Regions from separate parts of the Homo sapiens genome. Here region 2 is linked to region 1. Evidence: read pairs that join two places in POLR2A ChIA-PET (ENCODE). Cell type or tissue: PC-9. All regions are shown on one strand.

What was found. ChIA-PET counts read pairs that join two places held together with the same protein. Peaks named below come from ENCODE experiments on the same cell type or tissue, not always from the same donor. Only the 100,000 strongest peaks of a DNase experiment are listed, where the experiment ranks them.
Region 2: POLR2A ChIA-PET joins it to region 1 with 8 read pairs; 1 of 35 experiments calls an interaction of 5 or more read pairs at or near these places.

The regions. Positions count from the first base shown.
Region 1 is chr5:173,982,959-173,985,458 of GRCh38, forward strand. No RefSeq gene overlaps it. Among named protein-coding and RNA genes, the nearest start is that of C5orf47, 5.0 kb to the right of the region's middle. In PC-9, CTCF peaks have their summits at 1,458 and 1,657; a DNase peak (open chromatin) is centred at 1,473.
Region 2 is chr5:173,509,492-173,511,991 of GRCh38, forward strand. All of the region lies in intron 14 of LOC105377732 (a long non-coding RNA gene), which reads left to right. Among named protein-coding and RNA genes, the nearest start is that of LINC02995, 69 kb to the right of the region's middle. In PC-9, no CTCF peak of the experiment used is centred here; no DNase peak of the experiment used is centred here; H3K27ac peaks cover 104 bases.

The sequences.
Region 1 (2,500 bases):
TGCTGAAGAGAGGATTAGTGAACTGGTATATAAATCAGTAGAAAATAATCAGACAGAAGCATTAAGAGAAAGAAGTGTGGAAACTACAGAAGAGCAGAAGAGATCTATGGAGCAGAGTAAAAAGATTTAACATATGTGTAGTGGAGTCTCAGAAAAGAAGACAAAGAATGGAACAGAGGCAATAGCCAAAGAAATAATGTCCTAGAATTTACCAAAGCTGACAAGTGCTATCAAGTTGCACATTCAAGAAGCACCAATAAGCCCAAACAGAGTAGAGACAAAAACCCCACACCTAGGCACTTCATGGTGAAACTGTTGAAAAGCAATGAAAAAAGAAAATCTGAAAAACATGCAGAGGAAAAAAGACACATTACTTTGTAAAGGGCAGTAATATGACTAATAGCTGACTTCTCAAAAGCAATATCAGAAACAAGAAGACAATAGAATATCTTCAAAGTGCTGAAAAAAAATAGTTGGCGACATGAATTCAATACCCAGCAGAAATATATATATACAGTTTAAAATGAATGAAATGGAAAAAAGATGAATGAACAGCAATGGAAAGAGTAAATATATTAGTAAACCTAAATGAAGCCTGACTGTATAAAACATAGTAATACTGATGTCTCATGATGCTTAGAATATACTATAAAATTACCAAAAACTCTATATGTGCTTACATAAAACATAGGGAGGAAGAAAAGTTGAGAGTCAAGTCACCAAAATGGCAGAGTAGAAGCAATCTGGCCTCCCTCTCCCCCACAGAAAACTAAAACCAATATCAGTGCAAAGGTTATCACCAGCAATATCCTAGAACTCAAATATGAAGCAGAAATGATCCCCAAGGCCTCAGAGAAGTAAAAAGCCTCCAATTGGAGGGTAAGAGAAATGGACTTCTTTATCCTTGATGATCGTGCCCCAAGCTGCCAGTCACCACACAGAAAACTGCCCTTAGAATCATTTTTGCTGTTTTCTTTTTCAGAATTTCTTCAGAATATTTTGTAGAATATGTTGATGAGAGTTATTGTCAATATTATTATAGGACACATAAAAAAAGACCTACTGGGGGAAAATGGCAGATAGAAGGCAGGACTAATTTGCAGCTCCCACTCAGACGAAGAGAACAGCATGTGGAGACTCACATCATGAACTTTTGCTCCACTGGTGACAGTGAGGTGGATGCCAGCTTTCCCATTATCCTGGGTTCCTGCATCAACCTATAGGAAGCGTTGTGAGTGCCTGAAGGGAGAAAAACCCCTGAGGGCAGCTTGAGACTAAGAAGGGAGGATGGCAGTTCAGTGGCTCTCCAGCAGCACCACGCTATGGGAGGCATGCTCCACAGGTCCCTGGGTACGACCCCCTACCAGCCTTCCCACATGGCTAGGGTGTTTCATTTGGGACCTCACCACCCTCCATCCAAGTCTGGCAGCACTACTGTTTGTGAAAGTGAGGCAAACCTGGGCTTAAGAGGCCATCTAGTGTGGAAAAGGAGGCAGTGTCCTAGTGGAAACAGCATTCAACAGGTGGACTGCAAAGAATCTAAGCAAACATACCCTAGAAAGACAAAAACAAGCTGGATGTGAAGACTGGAAAATATAACCTTTCATGCAAAGATATGGACGCACATCCACAAGAAACAACAGCAAACCGGGAACCATGACCTTCTCAGATAGACAAAGCAAAGTGCCAGTTACCAATCCTAATGAGACAGTGATGTGTTTCTGTGAGGTATTTTTTTTTCTTAGTGAGATTAACATTTAAGCTAGTAGACTCGGAGTAAAGTAGATAACCCTCCAAAATATAAGTGAGCCTTATCCAATCATTTGAAGGCCTGTGTATTAGTCCATTCTCATACTGCTCATACAGATATATCCAAGACTGGGTAATTTATAAAAGAAAGAGGTTTAATTGACTCACCGTTTGGCATGGCTGGAGAGGCCTCAGGAAACTTACAATCATGGTGGAAGTGGAAACAAACATGTCCTTCTTCACATGACAGCAGCAAAGAGAAGTGCTGAGCAAAAGGGGGAAAAGCTTCTGATAAAACCATCAGATCTTGTGAGAACTCACTCACTATCATGAGAAAAGCAGCATGGGGATAACTGCCCCCACAATTCAGTTACTTCCCACTGGGTCTCTCCCACAACATGTGGGGATCATGGGAACTACAATTCAAGACGAGACTGGGTGGGGACACAGCCAAACCATATCAGCCTGGAAGAAAAGACTGGGCTCACTTGAAGAGGGGGGAATTCTGCCAGCAGAGGACCTTTAGACTGGAACTGCAGCATCAACAACTCTTCCCTAGATCTCTTAGCTTGCTGGTGTACCTTGTAGTTTCTCTCTCTCTCTCACGCCACAGTCTTTTGTTTCTGCTTCTCTGGAAAACCCTAATATACATATCCATGAGAACAGCTAACATGAAGATGACAATGCCAAGTGGAGGTGAACAAGTGGAGCAAGTGGAATCCTCATACTTGGCTGGAGGAGTGTAAATTGG
Region 2 (2,500 bases), 470 kb before region 1:
TTGAATTGCATTGAATCTATATTTAACTTTGAGTTAAATTGATATCTTTACAGTATTGAGTCTTCTAATCCATGAATATGGTATGTTCCTTGATTTATTTAGATCTCCATTTATTTCACTAATGTTTGTTTTATGCTAATATAAACAATATTCTTTTAAAGTTTGTCAGTTTTTTGCATTTATATGGAAATACGATTGAGTTTTACATACAATTGACCTTCTTATCCAATGACCTTCCAAAATTCACTTATTAATGATAATAGTTTTTCTTTAGGTCCTTTTGTATTTACTGTGAACAAAGTAATTTTTTTTTGCAAATAATGATTTTTTCCCCAAATTTTATATCTTTTTATCCCCTCTTTCCTTTTATTTTTGCACTGGCTAGAAACTGTGGTTCAATATTTAATAGAAGTGGTGAAAACAGGCATTCTTGCTCATTCTCATTCTCAGGCAGAAAGCTTTCAATATTTGCCGTTAAGTATAATACTTTCTGTAGGGCTTTTTTTTTTTCTTAAACACTCTTTATGGGACTAAAGAGGTTCCCTTTTGTTCCTGTCTGCAGAGGGGATTTCAAGTTTTTTAAAATCATAAACGTGTGTTGAATTTTATCAAAAGCTATTTCTGTGTCTACTGAGATGGTCAGATGATTTTCTTTTTATTCTGTTAATGTAAATTATAGTAATTTTAAAATATGAAGCCAACCTTTCATTCTGGGAACAAATGCAACTTTCTCATTCTTCATTATTATTTTTATATTTTACTAAATCCAATTTGCTAGTTTGGTATTTTTGCATCTCTGTTCATAGGACTGATTGGCCCATAATTTTGCTTTATGTCAAGGTCAGTTTTTGATGTCAAGATTACAATGGCCTAATTAAACAAAATAGAAAATATTTTTTCTAGTCTACGCAAATGTTTATATAAGTTTGGTGTGATTTCTTCCATAAATATTTGGAGAAATTCATTTGTAATTTATTTGGAGGAAAGCCATCTATGTCTAGAGATTTCTTTGTTATCTTCAGCTTTAATATCTCTAATAGAAATAGGACTATTTCAGATTTTCTATTTCTTCTTACATCAGCTTTTGTTAATTTTGTTTTTCTAAGGATTTTCCATTTTATCTAAAATTTTTAATTTATTAACATTCAATTGTTAATAGTAAGTTGTAACTATATTTTTAACATGTGCAGGATATGGAATGATGTTTTCTTTTTCATCAAAACTGGTAATTTTTGTCTCCTCTATTACTTTGCTATTACTTTGTTATAAGACTTCCCAGAAAGCTAACATTTATTTTACTTTTATGAGTGCCAACTTTTGGACATATTGATTTTCTATCTTGAATGTCTGTTTTGTATTTTATTAATTTGTGCTACTAGTTTTTTTTCTTTTTTCTGGTTTCCTTAGACATAATTTTCTATTCTTTTTTTTGACATAGATAACTAGCTTACTGATTTACATATTTTTTCTTTTAAATTTATGTATTTAAGGCTATAATTTCTCTCTAAGCAGAGGTTTAACCACATCCTCCATATTTTGATATGTCATATTTTCATTATCATTTAGTTAATGATATTTTCCAGTTTCCACTGAAATTTTTTCTTTGACCCATTTAAAAATATATTGCTTAATTTCCAAGTATTTGAAGAATTCCTACTTATTTTGTTATTGATTTCCAACTTAATTCTTCCATGGTCAGAGAACATATTTTGTATGATTTCAATCCTTTGAAGTTTGTTGAAACTTCGTTTATGGCCAGCATAAACGTTCCATGTACACTTGAAAAAACAGTATACTTTTTTGGACACAGTGTTCTGTACATGTCAATATATCAAATTTGTTAATTGTGTTGTTTAGATCTTACATATTCTTACTGATTTTTTTCTTTCTTGTTATATATTTTATTGAGAAAAGTTTGTTAAAGTCTCTCATTATTATGAGTGTGGATTTGCCTAGACTTTCTTATAATTCTGTCAACTTTTGTTTTTTATATTTTGAAGTTGTGTTTTTTACATACATATAAATTGAGAATTTCTTGGGGGATTAACGCTTTTATTGTTATGAAACTTGAAACTTTTGATCTTAATCAGGCTTTTTGCCTTAAGTCTATTTTGCTACCAGTATACCTATACCAGCTTTCTTTTGGATATTGTTTGCATGGTAAATCTTATATCATCTCTTAATTTTTAATTACTTTATATCCTTATATTTGAGGTGTATCTCTAGTAAACAGCATATAGTTAGATTTTGTTTTTTAATCTAGTTTGATAATTATAGATGTTTAATTGAACTATTTAATCGATTTACATTTAATGCGATTACTGATATATTTGGGTGTGTATCTACCATCATGCTATTTGGCCAAACTACTGCATCATAAATGGAAATGAGTCAGTCCCTCCTTCCGGTCCCACTTTCTTCACTCTCCTCTATCTCGTTCCTTTTCCTGCCTCATTGGCTTCTTCTTACCTTAGTTTGTTTTTTTTTTCTTTTTTGCTGT